Regions from separate parts of the Homo sapiens genome. Here region 2 is linked to region 1. The links are chromatin contacts, found by Hi-C in ENCODE. All regions are on one chromosome and are shown on one strand. Each heading gives the region's core, a stretch centred on a gene start or an enhancer-like site at or near the end of the contact. The rest is flanking DNA. Distances are from core to core; before and after follow the strand shown.

Region 1 (6,360 bases), core at 2,551-5,050:
TTACTCATTTACTCATTCAACCAACCAACTAACCAACCAACACATTTATTGAGTTTGTACTACATGCTAGTTACTCAGCAAGACATCAGAGCAAGAGTGGGGACCAAAAGCAGATGCTACCTTCATGAAACTTATAGATAAATCAGAGAGATAGATATTATTCAAATAATAACGTCAGTAATGATAAAATTTCAATATGAGCAAGAGGTGCAAGGTGCTAAGAAAGCTCACAATAGAGAAATTGGGCCTAGTAAGAAAAAACTTCCTTGAGAAAATAGTATCTGAAGCTGGGATCTGAAAGATGAGTAAGAGTTAACCAACTAAATGGGAGCAGAATTTGTGCTTTACAGCCCTTGTGACAAGAGGGAGAGTTGAGGCTGAGGAACTGAAAGAAGGTCATTTTGATACTAGGAAGAGATGAATGCTACACGAAGTCAAACCATGTAGGAAGAGTTTGTGGGCTATGGAAAGGAATTTATTGTTTGTCTCAAGATCAATAGAAAGCAATTGAAATATTTTCGATGTGGGAAGGGTGGCATGGTTTGGGTTTCACATCACTCCTCTTGCTGCAACATGGAAAATGGATTTGAGATAGACCTGGGGTGGATGCAGAGAGCTGGGCTATGGGCCAACTGCATGAACTCTGGTGAGATATGATGGAGTTCAAACCAGAGGGTGACAGTGGAGGTGGGGAGAAATAGACAAATCCAAGAGATACGTGGCATGCAAAATCCACAAAGCTTGTTGATGGGTTAGATGTGGGGAGACGCAGATGGCCCCTGGGTTGGTTTCTGGGGCTGGATGATGGTGGTGCCATCTCCTGTGATGGGGACACTGGCAAAAGACCTTGGTGGTTTTTGTTCTGACTCTGGACAAGTAGAGTTTGGAGTTGTTTTTTTTTGAGATGGAGTCTTGCTCTGTCACCTAGGCTGGAGTGCAGTGGTGCGATCTCGGCTTGCTGCAAACTCCGCCCCCTGGGTTCAAGTGATTCTCCTTCTTAGGCTCCTGAGTAGCTGGGATTACAGGTGCCTGACACCACCCCTGGCTAATTTCTTTTTGCATTTTTAGTAGAGACGGGGTTTCACCATGTGGGTCAGGCTGGTCTCGATCTCCTGACCTCAGGTGATCCGTCTGTCTCGGCCTCCCAAAGTGCTGGGATTACAGGTGTGAGCCACCATGCCTGGCAATTTTTGTATTTTTAGTAGAGATAGGGTTTCGTCATATTGGCCAGGCTGGACTCAAACTCCTGACCTCAGGTGATCTGCCCACCTTGGCCTCCCAAAGTGCTGGGATTACAGGCGTGAGACACCGTGCCTGGCCCCATCTCAGTCTCTTGAGTAACCAGGACTATAGGTGTGTGTTACCATGCCTAGTGAATTTTTGTAGAGAACAGGGTCTCGCCATGTTGCTGAGGCTGGCCTCAAGTGATCCTACCGCCTCGGCCTCCCAAAGTGCTGGGATCACGGGTGTGAGCTACCACGCCCGGCCCATTTTATTACTTGTATAGTACCACTTTGTGTTTATGAACAAATGCATTTAAAATCATCTTTTGGAACAAACTGTGTCACTAAAGAAACGGCTACTCTACTGTGAGTATAACTGCTTCTAAAATACCGATTTATAGACAGACTTGAATAAGCCATCATTCATTCTTTGTATGATTAATTTATAAAATGCAGAGTTTCTATTAATGGAAAAGCAAACTCAAGCATCACGTGGATAATATCAATAATATGCATTTGTAATTACGTACTGTAGATAACTCTAGAAGCTACATTTTATTATGTTAATAAAACGTAAAAACTCCTGAAGCAACCCAGACTGGGCAGCAGCAACACTATTAGGGCTCGCTGCTTCATCAGTTAGGAGTCTGTTCAATTGTTCTTAGCTGGTAGTAACACTCACAGGGCACTGAGAAACCTTTTTTCTCCCATAAAATAATGATGATCTACTTTCCAAGATAAAATATTGCATGTTGATGGAATAATATGAGAGTTATGAGAGTAGCAGCAAAGATAAAAATGAAACTTAATGAGGACAAAAAGGAGGATGGGAGAACTGCTTGTTCCTCTAGGCAGACCAAGTGACCAGGTTCTGTCACTGTACATGTAAAAAAATTGTTTATTCTGTTAACATGCAGCAGATATTTGGGAGAACTCATAAAGAGAGTGCTAATTTTATGAAAGGGAAGTGTAAGGGGTTTCAAGTGTTACTGGGCTAATACCTTGGTCACACTGACAGGCAAAAGGAACAGTGTGTTGGATGAACTGGACCAATCGATATCTCTTTAGGTATCTGCCAATCATGCCATTAGAGTGGAAGACTGCATGGATTAGTTCAAGCAGTTTCTCAGATGCTCCAACGACTCAGCCAGACACTTTTCCCTAGGTAGGAAATGGGAAGAATGACTTCATTTTGGGGAGAATGAGGAGGCCTCCAGATTTGGAGAGCACTGGGATATGCTCTCCCATTGATACCTTTAAACAAACCTAGCCAGTTCAAATATAAGCATTTTAAGTAGAGATATTAAGATTCTGGGTCTTGACCAGGCACAGTGGCTCACGCCTGTAATCCCAGCACTTTGGGAGGCTGAGGCAGGCAGATCACGAGGTCAGAAGTTCAAGACCAGCCTGGCCAACATGGTGAAACCCCGTCTCTACTAAAAATACAAAAATTAGCTGGTCATGGTCATGCATGCGTGTAATCACAGCTACTCAAGAGGCTGAGGCAGGAGAATTGCTTGAACCGGGACCCCAGAGGCAGAGGTTGCAGTGAGCCAAGATCACGCCACTGCACTCCAGCCTGGGCTACAGAGTGAGACTCTGTCTCAAAAAAAAAAAAAACACAAAAAACACACACACACACACAAAACAGATTCTGGGTCTTAATATGGCTGATGACAATAAAATGTCTCAAGATAGATGTATTTGTTTAATGGTATATATTATGTGCCATTAGTAATTCTTAGTGATGAAATTAAGCCTGTGCTTAAATCTTAAACAAGTCAAGCATCCGTCCTTAAAACACTTGGAGGCAGCTGACAGCTCTGTGTAACCTGTGCTGCAAAAATATTCATAGGAACACAGAAGACATTTCTATAAGCTAAACAAATAAACAGACCACGTGCAGCAGACCCACCGAGTTACTTGATCCAAAACTCAACTGCCAGAGGATTTAACATATCAACAATAGAGGTGTCAAAAGCATAATGTTTCTGTTGGAAATACCACCCAGAATTCCCAGAGAGCCTTTCCAATTGATTAACTTTGAAACAAAATCCAAACATTCTTGGCTGCAGGGAAAAGTTTATCGGTTTTTTTTTCCCCCAACACACTACTAATTTTGAACTAAAAATCATTTGATGTCAAAATTTTTCTTCTGAATAAGATGCTATTGGTATCTTATATTCTAACCATCCTCCCAGAATGTCCAGTTTCTTCCATTTTACAGAATTTTTGTCACAACACGAAAAATGAGGTTGCTCTGCTGAATTTGTAGTATAGAAAGTGGGACATGGATGGGCTTCAAGACGTCCAAATTTATCTACAAAAAACTATTGTGTATGTGTTTTTTTTTTCTGGAGAGAGGATTCAGGCTTTCATAATATTCTGCAGGCTGTGAGCTCCTCTTTCCCCATTTAAGAAGCATTCATGGGCCCTAACATAAATACAATAGGAATATAATTTGCAGCAAGAATTCTCCTTTCCTCTCCCTGAGATGTATTTCCTTATAAGGCCGAGAGGTGGCAGCATAAACACCAGCCTGTAGCAGCCCCATTTTCCTGACGGTGGAAAACTTTTAAAGGTGAAATTTATCTATGTGAGATCCTGTCAATAACCTTGATTTGGCTTGGATAGATTGTGGACATAATGTCCCATCAAACTGCCCTAAAATATTCGTAGAGGAGTAGCGTGAGATTGAATCAGCAGTCCTGGACTTTGAGGTCACAAAAATTGAAAGACAACGTTTTGTTAGAAGTTGAGCACCATGGAGAGAAAAGCACAGAGCTTGATTATTGGTTGACTCAGAGGCATTTACATATTCCATATCAAATCAAATATAATTTCTTGAGTGGCGATTAGTATTTTATTTTACTACATAGTATCATTGTTTAAATAGTATATAAGTTACCCTAAGAGATTACTTATTCTGAATAGGAAAATACTTTTGTTTCTTGGAACCAACAGCCAAAAGATCTCTTTCAGTTCTTGTCCTTAGGTGACTGAGAATAACAGAAAAAGGAAGTTGTTTTGCACATGTAGATTCTGTGGATTTTTATTTTGATAATTAAGTATCACTTTCATTTCCTGTGAAAGTATGAGAAGCATGGATGCAGAGGCATGCTACAATTTTTATGCACACTGGATAGTTTTTTTCTTCTTTAAACATGTCTAGCCAATTCAAATATGAGAATTTTACGTAGCTGGTCAGGCACGGTGGCTCACACCTGTAATCCCAGTACTTTGGGGAGTTGAGGTGGGCAGATCACTTGAAGTCAGGAGTTAGAGACCAGCCTGGCCAACAAGTTGAAACCCCATCTCTAATAAAATTACAAAAATTAGCCAGGCGTGGTGGTATATGCCTGCAGTCTTAGCTACTTGGGAGGCTGAGGCAGGAGAATCACTTGAACCCGGGAGGCGGAGGTTGTAGTGAGCCAAGATCGCACCACTGCACTCCAGCCTGGGCGACAGAGCAAGACTCTGTCTCAAAAAAAAAAAAAAAAAGAAAAAAAAGAATTTTAAGTAGCAGACTCTAGGTCTTAATATGGTTTATGATTGTAAATGTCTCAGGATAGACTCATTTGTTTAATGGGGTATATGATGTGATGCTAGTAATTCTTAGTGATGAAATTAAGCCTGTGTTTAAATCTTAAAGAAGTCAAACATCCAACTTTAAAATAATTATAGCTGGGCATTGTGGCTATATCCCAGCACTTTGGGAGGCCAAGGCAGGTGTATCACAAGGTCAGGGGATTGAGACCATCCTGGCTAACACGGTGAAATCCCGTCTCTACTGAAAATACAAAAAATTAGTAGAGTGTGGTGGCACACGCCTTTAGTCCCAGCTACTCGGGAGGCTGAGGCAGAATTGCTTGAACCCAGGAGCCGGAGGCTGCAGTGAATTGAGATCATGGCACTGCACTTTAGCGTGGGCGACAGCGAGACTCTGTCTCAAAAACAAACAAAACAATCACTAGATGGGCTTAGATGAGACAGATTTTGCCTATTATTTGTATTCCTTTAGAAAGTTTCCATAAAATTCATAATTATTAGGTAACAGAAAGCATGTATGCACACACAACTTCACAGTTTCAGGCTATTCTATGTGGGAGAAGATGATAGATATGAAGGGCCTGGTGGCATTTGACAAACAGAAGCAATGCAAATTTTGTGGGTGGAATACAATTTGAGAACTATTTGCCAGCTTGTTTTGGTTCATTTTTCATAGTCCAGTTCAATCTGTGAAGTTCCCTTGAAATGTAAGATAATCTCCTGGGGTGAAACAGGAACAAAGTGTTTGCATTATGAGTCCAGCTTCTCTCAGATAATTAGTAACTTTAGAAGGGCCATCAGTTGATCAATTAATTAATCAATCAATTATTACTTATTTGGACATCTATTTATTATCTAGTTCTCTGCTAAGTGTTGTGAGGAATATGGGAGAAATTTAATGCATAATCTCATACTTGCATCCATGTTACCTTCTGTGCCTTCATATGTGGGGTAGGGAGAAGGAAGTGTGCTATAGGAAGCCATGGATAGGCAGGGGTGTCAAACGGCAATTTTTTAGGTGTTTTAACATAAACACTTCTGCCGGGTGCAGTGGCTCGCGCCTGTAATCCCAGCACTTTGGGAGGCTGAGGCGGGCTGATATCTTAAGGCCAGGAGTTCGAGACCAGCATGGCCAACATGGTGAAACCCCGTCTCTACTAAAAATACACAAATTAGCCTGGCGTGGTGGCATGTGCCTGTAATCCCAGCTACTCGGAAGGCTAAGACAGGAGAATCACTTGAACCCGGGAGGTGGAGGCTGCAGTGAGCCGAGATTGCACCATTACACTCCAGCATGGGTGACAGAGCGAGACTCCATCTCAAACAAAAAAACAAAAAAACATAAACACTTCTGTCTCACTTTCTGAAGAACCTCTCCGATTGAGAAGGACTAAATGCAGCCCTTTTCATTTGCCTATTCCCCCTCTTCCTATTAGTCCAGGTGCCTGACATACCTGGAGTTCCTTTTATAAAATGTTTTCGTTAAATAAAAATTAGTCCAGATGGGTCACAGTTTGAACAGTCCTTAGACTACTAGCTTGACTGTCTTGTTCTCAAGGGTAATGTTTGTGTGTACTTTTTCTCCGTT
Region 2 (6,360 bases), core at 1,546-4,045, 560 kb before region 1:
ACCACCACCTCAACACCCCACCCCCATCCTCCCCGCAATTCAAAATAAAAACAATGTTGAACTTTTAAGATAAGTCTAAGAAAGTTAGATTTTGCAAGACACTTTGGAGGGTGAAATCGAATTAGGGTAAGACCACTTGAAGGTTCTTGCAGTTAGGCATAAGCTTTTGGTGCCTGGACTTGAAGCTGGTGGCAGCAGGGATGAGGAGCAGTTTCAAAGTAAAAATATTTGATAGGATTTGGTGGCTGTCTGTGCATGAGGCTGTCTTCTGTGTTAGACAAGGGATAAGACCTTTCAGTCTTGGTGGCTGGCTTTCAGGAAGGAGAGTTGCTTTTATAAGGAAGTTGTAAAATCAGGTTGACTTTTGGTTTTTAAACAGATTAAGTTGAGGATGACTTTGGAACTCCCAGGTGAAAATGTTGAGATGGCAGTTAGATGCATGAGTGGGCCCAGAGGAAGCTTTCAGGGCTGGAGATGTAGATTCTGAATGGAGGTGTCAGTCAAAGCTGATATTGAAGCCCTTCTTGGAAAGAGTGGAGACAGCAGAACATGAATAACTGAGCCTTGAGACTGGCCCATAATTTGTGAGAGGAGCTGGAGAGAGGTAAAAAGGAACAGTACATCATTGTGTCACGGTGACCAATAGGTCAGATTTTCAAGCTGCACCTGGGTCCTTTGAAATGGCATGAACCAGGGGGAGTCAGAGCAGAAAAGCCAACTTTGGGTTTGTATTTTGGGGGCAAAAATATCTATAGTAAGAAATGAAGGGTGACCTAGAAGAAATCAGAACATGTTTTGAATTTGATTTTGAATTTTGGGCCAGGACTGCATAGTCCTCCCTTCATGTATTCATTTGACGAATATTTATTGAATACCGATTGTGTTGAGACTATAAGGATAAAGAATCCAAGTACAAACTCATTTCGTAATGTATACAAAAATATCTGTACTTAGCCTCTGGCTAAGAAAGAGGATGCAGTTTAGTTAGTTTTGTTCTCATCATAAATGAGGACCTCAAGGCCCTATCAACAGAACTGATGTCTCTGCAATTCAAAATTCACTATTTATTTATTTTTTTAGAGATGGAGTCTCGCTCTGTTGCCCAGGCTGGAGTGCAGCAGAGCGATCTCAGCTAGCTGCAAGCTCCGCCTCCTGGGTTGACGCCATTCTTCTGCCTCAGCCTCCTGAGTAGCTAGGACTACAGGAGCCCGCCACCACACCCGGCTAAAGTTTTGTATTTTTAGTAGAGACGGGGTTTCACCGTGTTAACCAGGATGGTCTCGATCTCCTGACCTCGTGATCTGCCCGCCTCAGCCTCCCAAAGTGCTGGGATTACAGGCGTGAGCCACCGCGCCCGGCAAAATTCAGTATTTAAAGAATTAATGTGGTATCCTGTTGGCTGACAACGTAAGATAGTCTTTTTTTTTTTCCATACAGCAAGTCTTTTCATTTTTATTACTCAAAAAAGCTTCATTTTTTATTTAGCTTTCTGACTCTGCTTGTGCCTTCAACACTTTCACAACAATTTTCTGCTCCTTGATAAGGAAAGCACGCTTGATCCTGTCACAAACACATTTAGCACACATGGAACCAACATAGGCCCTGCTGACATGTTTCTTTGTTTTGGACAACCTCATAAGAACTTTAGGTCTTACAGCACAAACCCTTCAAAGTCTGCCTGGGCACACGCCACACGCAGATTTTGATGCTTTCCCAACCTTCTTGGTATAAAGGTAAACAATTCTATTACCAGGGGTTCGCGTAGTTTTGTTAGAGGCTGTATTGTAGGAAAGCCTATGACAGTATGTCAAATGCTGGACCATTCTGAGTGCCTGTAGACAAGTTCCCCAGGAAGAGCAGTCTTAAGTTCTTTATAGAGTTAGTTTTAGTAGAGTTAGTACCCTATAAAGTACATGAATTCTCTTGATGGACAAGAGGCTCTTACTGTTGACAAGACAAGGGCGCATCTGTCCTTTACTTTCGGTTCCATACCTCTAATACAGCACACGGTATATCCGTTGTTTGTAAAGGTCTAATGGCATCCACTTCAAGAGTTCCTTGATGGAAGAGAACTTACCTTTGTGACCTACCTAGCCCCTTTCATCTAATAACTGTTTCCTAGATAATTCTGATTAACCTATTATCAGAATTTGTTTTCACCACTTTTGCAGTTTTTCCATTCTCTCATCTTTATGAATCTAGATATTAAACAGCAGGTGAGCGTAACAGGCTGATTTTAGCTGTTGTGTTGATGATGGTTAACAGTCTTGGGCAAGAGAACAAAATCCACTTTAACCACAAGTTCTGAGTTTTCTACCAATGGTGAATACGTTATTAACTAGTAACAGCTGTGAGCCTTATTCTTATTCCACAACATGTACAACGCAGTGGGAAACTGTACCATATGGCACAGTAAGGGGATTTGAAACCAGAAGGCTTAGGTGCCACTTGTAATGCTGTCACTTACTAGCTTTGAGTCCCTGGGACAGCTACTAACCTTTTAAAGCCTCATCTTCCTCATCTGTAGAATGGAGACGTAAATGCTCACCTCCTCCCAGGCAGCAGTAAGTTAAAAGAGAAAGCAAAGCAAAGAATCTTTTAAATTATAAAGCAATTTTTTTTTTTTTTGAGACTGAGTCTCACTCTGTCACCCAGGTTGAAGTGCAGCAGCGCGATCTCGGGTTGAGAGCCACATTTCCTTTTCTATATAAACACACAAACCCTGAAGTATGAATAATAGGGTCGGCCAGGAATCACAGCAGCTGAATGTAACTGTGAAGTAGAGGTGCTGTAGACGATACTTGCCACCTGTGTTGGATGCCTCTAACACCTACTGAAGGCTGAATCACAGGTTCAATCACCTAAAACAACAGGTTGGGGTTAAGAAGAATCAAATGCATTAGTAGCCTAAGGTACCATGGTGGCTTTGCTTAATGTGTCCCCAAAAAAAAAAAAAAAAAAAAACCTTAGTGGGTCTTAAAACATTTCTTAATTTGCTTTTCACCTCTTTGATGGAAAATAATTGCCCCCTATTTTCCTGACATAAATAAGCCACTGTAGATGGAATAAAGTTATCTGATTTTAGCTGTTGTTGTGACACATATCACCACAGTGATTTAAACACATGTACAAAACTAATCTGTGTTGTCTAAGCATGTGGCCTTGAGTTGCTAGAAGACCTACATGCCCACAGGGGCAAAAAGGAAGTGACTGAAACTAGATTCTAGATCTCCTTATTTGAAGAGCAACTCTGACATACCAATCTGTGTACTTCCCCCACCCCCATCAAATTAGGCAAAATCATTAATATCTCATTTGTTTCTTTTGAGAAGATACCTATTTCTTAAGCATCTATATACTTCTAAGGGACGACAGAATTTCACACTCATTTTATAGATGTGTTTCTCCAATAGCCAATTCCTAGGTCATAACATTACAGCTACATTTCCTTTGCTGAATTTTATTATCATCTTTCTGTGTAGACAGATCATGAAATAAAGGTGTTTGTTCCTATTCACTACAGAATATTTTCCTCTGCCCTAGTTAAGAAGTATCAATTTCAGTCATAAGGCAACACATTCTTATTGTGTGGGGGCTCTAGGGTTTGTGTACACTTTTTTTTTTTTTTTTTTTTTTTTTGAGACACAGCCTCACTCTGTCACCCAGGCTGGACTGCAGAGGTGCGATCTTGGCTCACAGCAACCTCCGCCTCCTGGGTTCAAGCAATTTTTCTGCCTCATGTTCCTGAGTACCTGGGATTACAGGCGTATGCCACCATGCCTGGCTAATTTTTATTTTTTAGTAGAGACAGGGTTTCGCCGTGTTGGCCAGGCTGGTCTCAAAACTCCTGACCTCAAGTGATCTGCCTGCCTTGGCCTCCCGAAGTGCTGGGATTATAGGCATGAGCCACCACCATACCTGGCATTGTGTACATTTTTCTAATGTTGCCTGGGTCTTAGGGTTTTTTTTTTTTTTTTTTTTGAGACGGAGTCTCGCTCTGTCGCCCAGGCTGGAGTGCAGTGGTGCAATCTCGGCTCACTGCAAGCTCTGCCTCCCGGGTTCATGCCATTCTCCTGTCTCAGCCTCCCAAGTAGCTGTGACTACAGGTGCCCGCTACCAGGCCTGGCTAATTTTTTTTGTATTTTTAGTAGAGACGGGGTTTCACCATGTTAGCCAGGATGGTCTCGATCCCCTGACCTCGTGATCCGCCCACTTCGGCCTCCCAAAGTGCTGGGATTACAGGCGTGAGCCACCGCGCCCGGCCGGGTTAAATATTTTTATTTCTGAAAATTAAAGTACTGGAAATATTGTGGAAATATAGCTGTGCTCTGAAGTTACAGAACCTATCAAAAAGGTCCCAAGCTAGAAAACCACATTTATGTCTACTAACCAGATATTTCTTCAGGTATATAATTAGGCATGACGATTATTTTATAGTTTTGTTATCAGATCTCTTTTTTCTTAAAAAACACCTTTTTCTTTACTCTGTTCTGAGTAAGTAGAATCAGCAAAATCAAAGTGAAACTTACAAAATAATGGTCAAGAACTAGCTTCTCATGGCTACTCCAGATCAGTGAGTTCACTGGCCATTCAGTTTCAAAGACATAGAGCACTAGTTCTGGTACAATATAACTATCAATTCACCAAAAGATAGTGAATTAGTATGAGCAAGATTAACATAAGATAAGCACATTTATAAATCATACTATGTAGACCGTCTGTGCTAAGCATAGAAAGTTACCGACTTTTTAACATTGCCCTAAGTTAGTATTTTTAAAAGGCTAATTATTTCAAGTTGCCTGTTATGAATATTCAAGTTATTAAATTTAAACATAGGTTAGGGGATAGAAAAACTGTATGAGTTATCTCAAGTTCAAATAATTTTACCAAAAACTACATTTTATTCAAGAAACAGAAAAGGAGTCATTTGGTGCCATGCTTTTATTCAAATGAAAGGGGAAAAACTACACTGTACCAGGAAATAGCAAGTATGACAGTATTTTACAGCACAGCATCTTAAAAAACAAAAAACCTGTAAGCAATGCTCTAGAGTGGACAGGTAAGCACACCATACACTGTACATTGCTCAACAGTGTCCATGAAACCATAATTAAATAGCTGAATTTGGCTTTAAACAGCCAAATAAAACTGTAACAGTCATTCTAATACAAAACGGAAAAACCAAGAACTAAATCTTTCCAAAGCTGTGTCAAATAGCAGAATTTGACAGGCTGCACTGGTAACCACGACAAATGTTTGGCAAACTTAATGGAATAGTTATCATAATAATTTGACCTCTGATGATGAAAGCACCAGTGTGTTTCAGTAAGGTTGACGAAAATCCTCAGACTTTATGAAATGGCATATTTTTCAACTGTATAATTTTAAAAACATAATTAAAAAAAAGCTGCACCATAATAAAAAAATCTGCAGACTTAAAGAAATATATCCATATTCCTTCTGCATTAATAAAGTAAAATCTTATACTGAGAGCAATGAACTCTGTGGCAATATTCACATTCTACCTTTAGACCTTATAGACATTCAATTCAACTGTTGGACACACACAAATTTAAGAATAAAGGGTGGTCCTGTTTAGTTTTAAAGTTTCTCCATTGTCTTGCATCCAATTTTCTTTATTTAATAGCGAAGTAATATCACAAAGATTGCTTTGATGAGGGAAATTTAGTTAATATTGAAATGAACAAATTTAGTAACGTAAAATGCTTATTAAATTATCCTTTTGACTACTATTCACATTTTGATTAGATTCATTTATAATTTTTTAAACTAGTTTTAATCTAAACGTGTATTTGACTATCATTTCCTTCTAACTGTGATAGAAATTACTGTCCAAAAGGTAAAATGTGCAATTCCCCATTTTTAATATCCATATGTTATATACACAATATGTATACACTTAAAATATAAGAGTTACATATCCTGGTCTCTTACATGCAAACAGTAGATCACAAATAGTTTTGAGCTACACATGTATCTTGCACAGGTATTGGAAAAAAATCTGTGAAATTTTTTTACAGTTTTAACAAATATACATAAATATAAGAACATAAATTACAGTAAAATATTGACAGCATTTGAGAAAATGTTGATAACCCAGATGCACTGATGCCTAAAGGCCTTATAATAATAGAAAAGTACAGCTCAGGGACATCTCATTCCTATTCTTTTTTTTAAAATAAGTAAATACATCATATGAGACATTAGTTCTTTCTCTAAACAACTCAATTAGAGAAATGTATATATTTTTATCTCTACTTCCCATGAAAGAAAACAAACTACGCATCTCATTTATGATACAATACTGTCTTCCCCCGCTAGTTTACACATTTGTCACAA

Evidence for each region. A loop is a pair of places that touch in the nucleus more often than their neighbours do. Pooled maps may share reads with other maps.
Region 2: a pooled map shows a loop between it and region 1 (4-fold over the local background). The contact joins two enhancer-like sites. A Hi-C loop is called at or near these places in 5 of 37 single-sample maps with no recorded cell type and 2 of 50 pooled maps.

What each region holds. Positions count from the first base shown.
Region 1 is chr1:200,305,056-200,311,415 of GRCh38, reverse strand. No RefSeq gene overlaps it. Among named protein-coding and RNA genes, the nearest start is that of LINC00862, 66 kb to the left of the region's middle. Within about 2 kb of position 3,800, at least 2 of the 41 ENCODE cell types and tissues checked have a DNase peak (open chromatin) inside an H3K27ac peak, as active enhancers do.
Region 2 is chr1:200,859,271-200,865,630 of GRCh38, reverse strand. CAMSAP2 (calmodulin regulated spectrin associated protein family member 2) reads right to left here. Exons shown (of 17, transcript NM_203459.4): 17 at 4,927-6,360. It also overlaps the pseudogene RPL34P6. Among named protein-coding and RNA genes, the nearest start is that of GPR25, 11 kb to the left of the region's middle. Within about 2 kb of position 2,795, at least 5 of the 41 ENCODE cell types and tissues checked have a DNase peak (open chromatin) inside an H3K27ac peak, as active enhancers do.